3 separate regions of the Homo sapiens genome follow, and all the other regions are linked to region 2. Evidence: chromatin contacts called from ENCODE Hi-C or POLR2A ChIA-PET data. All regions are on one chromosome and are shown on one strand. Each heading gives the region's core, a stretch centred on a gene start or an enhancer-like site at or near the end of the contact. The rest is flanking DNA. Distances are from core to core; before and after follow the strand shown. Region 1 holds the start of LINC03011 (long intergenic non-protein coding RNA 3011). Region 2 holds the start of VKORC1L1 (vitamin K epoxide reductase complex subunit 1L1). Region 3 holds the start of ZNF273 (zinc finger protein 273).

The links. Hi-C counts contacts between places; a loop is a spot of excess contacts on that map. ChIA-PET counts read pairs that join two places held with the same protein, here RNA polymerase II (POLR2A). Pooled maps may share reads with other maps.
Region 1: a loop to region 2 is called in a map of ascending aorta, with 15 times the contacts of the local background. The contact joins the promoter of LINC03011 here to the promoter of VKORC1L1 in region 2. A Hi-C loop is called at or near these places in 4 of 168 maps with a recorded cell type or tissue (CD4-positive, alpha-beta T cell, CD8-positive, alpha-beta T cell, ascending aorta and 1 more), 3 of 37 single-sample maps with no recorded cell type and 16 of 50 pooled maps. POLR2A ChIA-PET finds 5 or more read pairs at or near these places in 1 of 52 experiments (HepG2).
Region 3: a map of naive thymus-derived CD4-positive, alpha-beta T cell shows a loop between it and region 2 (17-fold over the local background). The contact joins the promoter of ZNF273 here to the promoter of VKORC1L1 in region 2. A Hi-C loop is called at or near these places in 1 of 168 maps with a recorded cell type or tissue (naive thymus-derived CD4-positive, alpha-beta T cell), 1 of 37 single-sample maps with no recorded cell type and 9 of 50 pooled maps.

The regions. Positions count from the first base shown.
Region 1 is chr7:66,491,628-66,495,570 of GRCh38, forward strand. It overlaps LINC03011 (long intergenic non-protein coding RNA 3011), which reads left to right and starts at 2,005. Exons shown (of 2, transcript NR_134573.1): 1 at 2,005-2,110; 2 at 3,628-3,847. RefSeq lists enhancers at 1-199, 1,694-1,903.
Region 2 is chr7:65,870,381-65,874,527 of GRCh38, forward strand. It overlaps VKORC1L1 (vitamin K epoxide reductase complex subunit 1L1), which reads left to right and starts at 2,694. Exons shown (of 3, transcript NM_173517.6): 1 at 2,694-3,185. The coding sequence starts at 2,992. RefSeq lists silencers at 2,386-2,445, 2,466-2,965, 2,679-2,858, 3,406-3,475 and enhancers at 2,541-3,092, 3,644-4,147.
Region 3 is chr7:64,901,595-64,905,386 of GRCh38, forward strand. It overlaps ZNF273 (zinc finger protein 273), which reads left to right and starts at 1,679. Exons shown (of 4, transcript NM_021148.3): 1 at 1,679-1,825. The coding sequence starts at 1,724. RefSeq lists enhancers at 674-1,546, 1,214-1,263, 1,284-1,333, 1,547-2,419, 1,734-1,793 and 1 more.

The DNA of each region.
Region 1 (3,943 bases), core at 755-3,254, 620 kb after region 2:
GAGTGAAACTGTGTCTCAAAAAAAAAAAAAAAAAAAAAGGAAAAAAGAAAATGGCTTTGGCAGAGGGGCTGGCCAGGCAGTGCCTTCCCTTGGGTTTCTCCTGGGTAGGCCTCTGCCATGAGGAGGCGCTTCCTTCTGCCTGTCCATGGCCCACAGCAAAGGAATGTCTGCTTCTGGGGGTTGGATGGGGGACTGCTGGCAGAACTGGAAACCTTCTTCAGGTGGGTTTTTTTTTTTTTTTTGAGACGGAGTCTCACTCTGTCACCCAGGCTGGAGGGCAGTGACACAATCTCAGCTCACTGCAACCTCTACCTCCCCAGTTCAAACGATTCTCCTGCCTCAACCTCCCGAGTAGCTGGGATTACAGGAGCATAGCATACCTAGCTAATTTTTGTATTTTTAGTAGAGACAGGGTTTTGCCATGTTGCCCAGGCGGGACTCGAACTCCTGGCCTCAAGTGATCCACCTGTCTCAGCCTCCCAAAGTGTTGGGATTACAGGCATGAGCCACCGCCCCCAGCACTCGTCAAGGTCTTTGATGGCAGGTTTTTCCAGGTGATCAGTCCTTGTCTGGTCTGGCTCTGTCCCACTCTCCCTCTCACCAAGTTCGAACCCCTAGCTAGTTTTCAGAGGAGTAGAGTGTGTACCCCAATCCCAACTGGGTATGGTTCAGATCTGCATTTAACTCATGAAGCCTGGCTGCTCCGCAGGTCCTGGAGAAAAAAAGAGTCTCGCTGCAGGTATGATACAGGACAGGCTTGTCCCCAGGACCCGCCTGTCCCCAGGAAGAGGGAAGCCCAATGTCCCACCAGGTTGGCAGGGCTGGGGAAGGGAAAGTGTTATAGTAGCCCCAAGACTAAAAAGAGGCAGCAGAGGGAGCAGGACAGTGCTCCCATGGAACTCAAGCCGCTGCCTGAGTGAGGTGAGGGAAGAGTGCACCCACTGACATCAGGGGGCAGAGAGGTGCGGTTCCAGCGCGGCTTTTCCCCTTGCGTCTTGCCATGTGACTCTGATCCCCTCCAGGTGAGCCTGCCCACTTTGGGCCCAGGGTTGCCGCTGGGGCCTGTACCCAAAAGCAGCCCCCCATGGCCATGACCCCACTCCCAGGAGTGGGGCAGAGCAGGGAGGAGTCCTGGAAAGAGGAGACGCAGGGACAAGAAGGAATGGGCCTCAAACTCCAGGAGGGGGACCTTCTCATGGGTCCTGTTTTCTGGTCTCTCCTCGCTTACCCCTGGGCTGATCACCCTGGGAAGAACTGAGCCAAGGTTTCTCACCCTCAGGTCCAAGGGGTTCAATTACCGGGCCCTTAGGGAGATGCGAGCCCCCTAAAACGATGCAAAGTTCCTGGCCTAATTTTTATATTTTTAGTAGACATGGGGTTTCACCCATGTCTACTGATCGGAATGCCTCGAGCACACAAAATGTTGGAATTTACAGGCGTGAGCCAACGTGCCCGGCCAGCCCTATTTATTTCAGCCTATACATTTTGCACTTGTTAAAAGTATTTGAACATACAATTATCATGTTTTCTTTAAGCAGTCCCTCCCTGTTGTACACTTGGATAGTTTATTTTTTTAGACAAGGTTTACCTCCGTCTCGCAGGATGGAGTGCTGTGATGGGATCATAGCTCATTGCAGCCTTGAACCTTGGGGTTCAAGTATCTGGGAAGCTGAGGTGGGACTACAGAGATGGGGTCGCGCCATGTTGCCCAGGCAGCTCTTTAACTCCTGGCCTGAACGGATCCTTCCGCCTCGGCCGAGCCTGGACATAGTTTTCTAGTTTTGACCCACAGAAACACTGTGCTGGGTCGGAGTTTGTCAACCACCCTTCTCCAGCCAGCAACACACAGAACATGGCGGGGAAGTCGCGGTTACCAGGCTCCACTCCGAGGAAAAACCAGCGCAGCTCCAGGCACTGTAGCGCCACTGTGACGTCGCCGAAGGCCGGCGCTATTACGACGCCGGAAGGCCCGCGCCTGTGACGTCAGCTGAGGCGCGCCCCTGTGATATCTCACAGGCCCGCCCCTTCTGTAGAACCAATCGGAACTCGAGGCGCAGCGGCTGGGTATTCCAGGAGAGCGCATGCGCAGACGCATGGCCACAGACTGCCGGTCAGTGTCAGCAGGCGGTGGGTTAGGGTCCGCAGGCCCAGACCAGGCCGCCGACACCAATAAGCTACAAGGAGGAGCTTTACCGCTGCCTGTACTACTACTGCCTGCGCTACTTCCCAGCCTGCGGCGTAGGGCGCAGCAAGGGCCTGACGCTTAGCGAGCAGGCGCTGCGCACCAAGCGGCTGTCGCCTGGAGGGCACGTTCAGGCAGAAGCTCCTCAGTGGCCACAAGTCCGCTAGCTCCGGCTACAGCCCTTGCCGCACACTCGCGTCACCTGAGCCTGTGTAGGTGCGCCCCCCAACTCCTCCCCCAGCCAGGTCCCGGGGACGCCGGCAGCGTCCCCCACCCCTGGCGCCGCTCATCCTGGGCAGGATCGGCCCCGTCTGAGGCTGCACCGCATTAGGGAGCTGCACCCCTCGGCTTGACCTCTGATGGCCGTTGCAACAACATCAAAGCCTTTGGAACTTTGTAGGGGGTACGAGGGGCTAGGAAACCAAGAAAACATCTTTTTAAAAATATAAGCGATCGGGCCGGGCGCGGTGGCTCACGCCTGTAATCCCAGCACTTTGGGAGGCCGAGACAGGTGGATCACGAGGTCGGGAATTCAAGACCATCCTGGCCAGCATGGTGAATCCCGTCTCTACTAAAAATGCAAAAATTAGCCGGGCGTGGTGGCGGGCACATGTAATACCAGCTATTCGGGAGGTTGAGGCAGAGGCAGACAATTGCTTGAACCCGGGAGGCAGAGGCTGCAGTTAGCCGAGATCGTGCCACTGCACTCTAGCCTGGGCGACAGACCAAGACTCCGTCTAAAAAATAAAAAACTATATATATGTGTGTGTATATATATATATATATATGCGATGGAGCCCGGGAGGTTGAGGTTACTGTGAGCCGAGATTACACCACTGCACTTCAGCCTGGGTGACAGAGGGAGACCCTGTCTCTAAAAAAAAAATATATGCAAGTGAGAGCTTTTCTTCCAGTGCTCATGCTCAGACTGAAGAAAGTTATTGGGCCGGCCCAGTGGCTCACACCCGTAATCCCAGCACTTTGGGAGGCCTAGGTGGGCGGATCCCTTGAGCTCAGGCGTTCCAGACTAGCTTGGGCAACATGGTGAAATTCGGTCTCTACAAAAATACAAAAAATTATCTGGGCGTCGTGGTGGGCGCCTGTAGTCCCAGCTACTCAGGAGGCTGAGGCAGGAGAGTGGTGTGAACCCGGGAGGCGGAGCTTGCAGTGAGCGGAGATCGCTCCACTGCACTCCAGCCTGGGCCACAGAGCGAGACTCCATCACACACACACACAAAAAATTAGCTGGGCATGGTGGCACGGGCTTGTAGTCCCCTCTGCTTGCGGGGCTGAGGCGGGAGGATCGCTTGAGCCCAGGAGGTGGAGGCTGCAGTGAGCGGTGATCTCGCCACTGCACTCCAGCCTGGTCGACAGAGTGAGACACTGTGTCAAAAAAAGAAAAAAGAGAAAGTAACTGATCTGTGTTTTTGTCTGATTTCCTACAGGATGCCGAAGGACCTGTTCAAAGTATTTTCTGTAACTCCAACTGTAACTTGGTTCTAGGAGGAGAGAATCCATGTTTGGTCAACAGAACTTTTCGCCGCCACTTAAGTTTACTGCTTCAATATCTTTTCCTTACTAATTGATTGTTAATTAAGTAGTGTCCAAGTGAGTTAGCCTTTTTAGGGTTGATTAATTAAAAGAGCAGCAAGAATGGCATTTTAACTCTTCTGGTTTTTGGGGTTTTTTTTTCAGTTACTATGATAACTCTTTTCAAGTCCACAAATGATTTGTTCTTAGCTGTAAAGAAGAGGTCAGAAA
Region 2 (4,147 bases), core at 1,444-3,943:
GATTGCATCATTGCCCTCCAGCCTGGGCAACAAGAGCAAAACTCTGTCTCAAATTTAAAAATAAAAATAAAAATAAGTGAGGGCTTATGAGGCATCAAAGGTCATTTATAGAATGTTGTTAGCAATTTAATTCATGATAGCTAAAAATGGGCCAGATGTCCATCCGTAGTAGAATGGACACGTAAAATTGTGGATATCTAATATAATGGACTATTATACAGTAATGAAAAATAACAATCACTATTCACAATAGCATGGGTAAACCTCCCAGACCTATTGATGAAAGAAGCCAGATGATCAAGAGATCTCATCAACTGAGTAAAGGAATCTATAAGAAGGGAAGTTGCAGGAGTCTACTTAGATTTATTAAAATCATTAGGGATGTAGAGTGAGGTTTTTGTTTTTTGTTTTTGTTTCTTAATCAGTGTGTCATTCTGTCATCCAGGCTGGAGTGCAGTGGGGCAACGTTGGCTCATTGCAGCCTCAATCCACACCCCTGCCCCAAGCCCTCTGGGCTCAGTCAGTCCTCCCAAGTAGCTGGAACAACAGGCATGCACCACACCTTGCTAATTTTGTATATATTTTTGCAGAGACCAGGGCTCCCTATGTTGCTCAGGCTGGTCTTGAACTGCTGGCCTCAAGCAATCCTCCTGCCTCAGCCTCTCAAAGTGTTGTGAGCCACCCCACCTGGGCAGAGCAAGGATGTTTTTGAGGACTGTGGTAGATAGCTTCCTCATATTCATGTCCTGTGTAATCCTCTCCCTCTGAGCATGGGCTGGACCTAGGGACTATTTTCTTTTTCTTTCTTTCTTTCTTTTTTTTCTTCTTTTTTTGAGATGGAGTTTTTCCTTGTAAGCCAGGCTGGAGTGCAATGGTGTGAGCTTGGCTCACTGCAACCTCCACCTCCCAGGTTCAAGTGATTCTCATGCCTCAGCTTCCCAAGTAGCTGGGTTTACAGGCATGTGCCACCGCATCCGGCTAATTTTTGTATTTTTAGTAGAGACGGGGTTTCACCATGTTGGTCAGCTGGTCTCGAACTCCTGACCTCAGGTGCTCTACCCACCTCGGCCTCCCAAAATTCTGGGATTACAGGTGTGAGCCACCATGACTGGCTGGACCTAGAGACTATTTTCTAAGTAGCAATAGACTTCGTAAAAGTGATGGGATGTCACTTCTGGGATTAGGTTTCAAAAAAGGACTGTGATCTCACTCTCATTTTCTTTTTCTGTCTCTTCCTCTTTCTCCTCCCTCTCCCTGGGGTAAGCCTGCCGCTTCTTACCAAGAGGTGCAAGTGGACAGGAAATGATGTCTCCAGCCAACAGCCAGAGAGGACCTCAGGCCTGCCAGCAGCAGTGGAAGTGAGTTTGAAAGAGGATTCTGAAGCCTTGAGAGAGCTGCAGCCCTGGCTGACAGCTTGATTGTATCCTCATGAGAGCCTGAGCCAGAGGACACAGCTAACCTCACCCAGATTCCTAGCCCGTGGAAACTGTGAGGGAAAAAAAAGTTTATTGTTTATTAACTGCTAAATTTGGGGTGATTTTTACCCAACAATAGATAACGAATACAAGGATATTGCTTATTATTCAAAATCACTATATAAAGCCCCTGAAAAATTGAAAGCTGCAACCAGGGAAACACTGAAAATCTCCAAGAACCCTGTGTTTCTTCTTAAAGACAGTGAGAAAAAGCACATACATCTGTTTTCCTTTTAGTTTTGGCCACCAGGAAGCTCAGAGCCAAATTTATGATGCAATTTTAATAACTATGTAAGCCCCTATGGCCTGCTTATCTGTGTTCTTATTCCTGGCCTTTCATTTTATTCTGACTTTTCTTTTTCTTCGTCCTGATTGTATTAGCTCATCTTTATTTTTCTATATTATATGAGTTATGGTAAGCAACTTCAAATTCAGCTTACGGAAAAGCAAGGCATTCGTAAATCTCTCTTTTTTTTTTTGAGACTCTTACTCTATCGCCCAGGCTGGAGTGCAGTGGCACGATCTTGGCTCACTGCAACCTCCACCTCCCGGGTTCCGGCAATTCTCATGCCTCAGTCTCCCGAGTAGCTGGGATTACAGGCGCCCACCACGACACCGGGCTAATTTGTTTTTGTTTGTTTTTTGTATTTTTAGTAGAGACGCGGTTACGCCATGTAGGCCAGGCTGGTCTCGAACTCCTGACCTCAAGTGATCCACCTGCCTCGGCCTCCCAAAGTGTTGGGATTACGGGTGTAAGCCACTGTACCCGGTCCATAAATCATTTTTTAAAAATAGTTTTTAAATTTAAAACATAGTTTTGCACATTAAAAAAAAAGTTTTGCACAGGTCTAACCGAAGGTGGTGGTGGGAAGATCAGGTCATAGGTGTGGGTCTCTGGAGCTCCAAGCATTGGCCAGGGTTGATTTGGATTGGGTCAGAAATATACAACGAAAAAGGGAAAAAGGATGGCAATTGATTGCCATCCCCAGAGGGAGGGGCCGAGGGTTCGCCCAGTCACCCACAGTGGCATCCTTGCAATGTGCTAGTTAGACCGCTCCTTTAAGTCCCTCCCGCACTGGCCCGCTCGGCCCCGCCCCTCTCTGGCTCCGCCCCTCCCCACCCCTGCCCCGCCCATCCCCACCCCTGCCCCACCCCTTTCTCCCCCGGGCTCCACCCCTCGCGCGCGACCGGCCGCGCGGCGCAGCGCCACGCCGCCTCAGTCTCCGCCCGCCGATCCGGCCTCTTCGGCCGTTGCGCACTCCACCCCCTCCCTCCGCGCCCGCGCGCGCCTTCCCCGCCCCGTCCGCCTCACTCCTTTTGGGGCGGTTGGGCCGCGCGCCTGTGGGGGCGGGGCCCGGAGCAGGCCACCGAGCCAATGGGGCGCGGCGGCGGCGGCGGCGGTGGTGGCGGCGGCGGCGGAGGCGGCGGTGGCGGCGGTGGCGGCTGGGTCGGGCCCCGACGGGCGGCGGCGGCTGAGGTGGAGGCGGAGGGAGGCGGCGGCGGCGGCGGCGGGAAGATGGCGGCTCCCGTCCTGCTAAGAGTGTCGGTGCCGCGGTGGGAGCGGGTGGCCCGGTATGCAGTGTGCGCTGCCGGAATCCTGCTCTCCATCTACGCCTACCACGTGGAGCGGGAGAAGGAGCGGGACCCCGAGCACCGGGCCCTCTGCGACCTGGGGCCCTGGGTGAAGTGCTCCGCCGCCCTTGCCTCCAGGTAGCCGGCTTGGGGGAGTGGGCCAGGAGCGGCCGAGCGGGGCGAGGGTGGAGTCTCGGGGTGGGGAGCGCGCGGCGGGAGCTCAGGCCTGGGGGCGGCGGGGACCGGGCCGCTGGGGAACTGACGGGGTCGGGTCGGGGCCAGGCGGGGGGCGGCGGCGGGGCGCTCCTGCCCGGGGGGCGGCCTGAGCCCAGGCCGCGGGGCGGAGGTGGCGGGGCCGCGAGGCAGCCGGGGAGGGATGAGGTGGCAGAGTGCAGCCGGGAGGCCGGGGCGGACGCGGAGCGGTCGGGCGGGCTGGGGCCCGGCTGTGCAGGAGCGCGAGGGGGCTGCGGAGGGTGGGTCCAGGCTGGCTTGACAGGTTTCCTGGTTCTCGGGAGGCGGGCCGGGGGTGTGGGACCTTGTCCACCGCACCCTTGAGACCAGCGGCAACCTCTTGTCCCCCCGATCGCTGCAGCCGAGGCTTTGGGGCCGGCGCGGAGACAGGGGGGTTGCCTTTCCCACTGTCTTCCTGGTGCTAGGACAGGTGTTTCCGTGGTCAGGCCTCTTTGTACTCCAGCGCTAGTGAGAATTTGCAGACTTAACTGGGACGGTGACATTTGCTGGCAAACACGAATTTGACCCTACTGTGGAAGAAGATACCCGCACTTAACATATCTGATTTCTTGGATTCCCTCTCGTATGTTTCAGTGTGCCAGGAGAAGGAAATGGTCTGAGTTTGGGTCTAGTTTAAGCTTCATTGGAGTAAAGGACAAGTATGTTATGTATATGGTGGTGTTTTAGGCATTGGAATGACTTTTAAACGTTGTTGCCTATTAGCATATTCGAGACCAGCATATTGGTCAGGCTGGTCTCGAACTCCTGACCTCAGGTAATCCACCCACCTCTGCCTTCCAAAGTGCTGGGAATCAAGCATGAGCCACCGCGCCTGGCCTGCTTAAGTGCTTAAAATTGACTTTTCTTGG
Region 3 (3,792 bases), core at 429-2,928, 970 kb before region 2:
AGATGATAGGTGATTATTTCTTCCGTAAGTGAGACCCTCTTTTCTTTTCTCTGCCATGGGATCCTCCTATGATGTGTCTCTTTCTCTTAAAAGCACTTGTAATCCCAGCACTTTGGGAGGCCGAGGCGGGCGGATCACATGAGGTTGGGAGTTCGAGACCAGCCTGACCAACATGGAGAAAGGCCGTCTCTACTAAAAATACAAAATTAGCCGGGCACGATGGCACATGCCGGTAATCTCAGCTACTCGGGAGGCTGAGGTGGGAGAATCGCTTGAACCCGGAGGTGGAGGTTGCGGTGAGCCCACATTGTGCGAGTGAAACTCCTTCTCAAAAAGCACCGCTGCTTCGGGCGCGGTGGCTCACGCCTGTAATCCTAGCACTACTTTGGGAGGCCAAGGCGGGCAGATCACTTGAGGTCATGTATAATATTATACATAATATTATATATTATTATACATATTTTATATTATTATATACAATAATATATATTACATGAAAAATTACATACTGCTCACATATTAAAATAATATTTTGAATATTAGAATATTTGAATTCTAGAACTAGAATATATAACGATGAAATTGTTACAATAAATTCCACCTGTTTCTTCCTTTTTTTTTTAAGTTTGGCTACTAGAATATTTAAAATTCACATGTGGCTTACATTTTATTTCAGAGAATTAACTCCGTTTTAAAATCTCAGGCTGCCTGCTTAAAGGACCAGAAGCTAGGAAGGTCGTAAAATCGGATATTAAATAATGTTATTATATTTTTTCCATTTGTTAATAGCCATATAATTGTGAACCTCAAATATCTGAGACAGATCTCAGTTAATTTAGAAAGTTTATTCTGAGGCCAGGCGCGGTGGCTCACGCCTGTAATCCCAGCACTTTGGGAAGCCGAGGCGGGTGGATCACCTGAGGTCAGGAGTTCAAGACCAGCCTGGACAAAGTGGTGAAACCCCGTCTTTACTAAAAATAGAAAAATTAGCCAGCTACTCTGGAGGCTGAGGCAGGAGAATCGCTTGAACCCCGGAGGGAGGTGGAAGTTGCAGTAGCAGAGATCGGATCGTGCCACTGCACTCCAGCCTGGAAGACAGAGCGAGACTCCGAAAGAGACAGAGAGAGAGAAAGAAAAAGAAAGAAAGAAAACTGGAAGTGGGGAGGCGGCTTCCAGGTCCTAGGTAGATAAAAGACAAATGGTTGCATTCTTTTGAGTTCCTGATTAGCCTGGGAAAAGGAGGCAATCAGATATGCAATCATCTCAGTGAGCAGAGGGGTGACTTTGAATAGAATGGAAGGCAGGTTTGCCCTAAGCAGTTCCCAGCTTGACTTTTCCCTATAGCTTAGTGATTTTGGGGCCGCAAAATTTATTTTCCTTTCACACACTATACTATTTATTAATATAAATGCATATGACCTTATACACAAGGTTAAATGCAAATACCCCGTGGGTGGGCCGGGCTCAGTTCAGGGAGGAAGCCCTGACTGAAAAGCCTGCAGTTTAGGTTTCATTCTATCTTCTTTCAGCCCAGCAACTGAGCACACCTTCTGTCATTCAGGGCCTGAGGGGGCGGGTCCTTAAACATCCTCCAATCAGGGACGCTGGGCTGGGACCCGTCCAATCAGGCACGCAGCTGGAGCGGACAGGACGGCTTCCGGGATTTGGCGGGGCCTTTGTCTCTCGCTGCAGTCGCAGCTCCAGGTCTCGTCTTCACTGCTCTATGTCCTCTGCTCCTAGAGGTCCACCTTCTGTGGCCCCGTTACCTGCAGGTATTGGGAGATCCACAGCTAAGACGCCAGGACTCCCTGGAAGCCTAGAAATGGTGAGAGTGCCGGGTCCCAGATCCCGAGAGAGGGGGAGGGCCTGGTTGGAACTGGTGGGAAGTGGATGTGGCGAGACTCCGGCCTCCCTGCAGTAGACTCCAAAATCCGCGGCCAGGAGTTCTCCTTGGCGCAGCTCGGCCCTCAGTCCCCTTCAGTCATAAGATGGCTGCTGGGCTGGCAGCCGGGATCCCGGGCGTCCTGTCTCCTCCCTGCGCAGTGACCGTTCCCTGGCCTGGAGCCCTCCCTGGGCAGCTCTGCTGCCGCAGCGCCGCATCTCTCCTCGATGACTCGGGATGCAGGGTTCATGACTAGGAAGAGCTTTGGTCCATGGGGTTCCCAGACCCTCCTTTTTTCTATTAAAAATGTATGGAAGTCACCGCGAAAATATTAAAGAATTTAATCAGACAGTCATTCACAAATTATAGAGCACCCAGCTGTGGTTTGTAGTTTGTGGTCCATGGGAAGGGCTTGAAGGAAAGACTTTTATAAGGTGTGTGATGAAGAAAGCCAATAATTGGTTAGGTACCGTTATGTAGTTTCTTAATTTGTAAATTCAGGGTGGACATTTCCTGGTTATGTCATCAGAGGTTAATTGGCAGTTTATGGTTGGTTAAGCCTGAATTTTGTTTCCCTCAATGTTGTAATTTACAAAAAGTTTGAGTTAGATTTTTTTTTCTTTCTTTCTGAGACAGAGTCTCACACTGTCGCTCAGGCTGGAGTGCAATGGCAGCCATCTCGGCTCACTGCAACCAACGCCTCCCGGGTTCATGCAATTCTCCTGCTTCAGCCTCCCAAGTAACTGGGATTACAGGCGCACGCCGCCACGCCCAGCTAACTTTTCTGTATTTTAGTAGAGTCTGGGTTTCACTGTGTTGCCCAGCCTGGTCTCGAACTCCTGAGCTCAGGCAATCCACCCGCCTCCGCCTCCCAAAGTGCTAGGACTACAGGCGTGAGCCACCGCGCCCGGCCAATTTGAGTTAGATTTTTTTAAAAAATGGGGACCCTGGGACTGGAGCTACCTCAGTCTAATTGCCTGCTACTTAATTGTGTACACACTCTACAGGGGATAGATTTTCCCCTGAAATTTTCACATGTGGCCCAAGCAGAGTCTCAAGACTACTCCCCACCCCCAATTCCTTCAGCCTAACTCTGGCTTGCAGTAAAATACCAAATTTCCAGTTTTTTCTGACATTCCGAAATGCCAACTTCCTCATCCTAATTCACATTATTTTAGTGTACATTTTAGATACTGTATTTTAATTAATCATTTTTTGACACAGCATTGGATAGCACTTTAGAAAAATTTTTTTCTGTTTGAAAATATTTCCCAGGAGAAGAAAGCAAAGAATCATCCCCTGACACTGTATTGTAAAAAAATCTCTGTGCCTCTTTTTAAAATAATCTTCCCTAGGCACAGAGATCTTACCAAAATGTTTTTGGGTCAAGGTTTCCCTTTGGAAACTTTATGGAGTGCTGTTTCCTCAGCCACTCCTCAGTGTTTTCCTGGTTTTGAGTTTTAGTACTGTCTGGGGATAAACCAAGATACCCACAATCGCTATGTCTGCTACAATGTTTAGTGAATATCAGCTCCTGGGTCATTTTCTCCCATAGGACAGTCTCAGGTATGGAGTGTAGCTTCTTAAAAGAGCAGGTGGATGTCGTGGGGCTGAGAGGCATCTCCTGGTGCACTTTTTTTTTTTTTTTTTTTTTTTTTTGAGACAGTCTCATTCTGTCGCCCAGGCTGGAGTGCAATGGGGCGATCGTGGCTCACTGCAAACTCCGCCTCCCAGGTTCAAGCGATTCTCCAGTCTCAGCCTACCAAGTAGCTGGGATTACAAGTGCACGCCGACACACCTGGCTAATTTTTGTGTTTTTTGTAGAGAGGAGGTTTCACCATGTTGGCTGTACTGGCCTTGAACTCCTGGCCTCAAGTGATCCGCCCACCTTGGCGTCCCAGAGTGCTGAG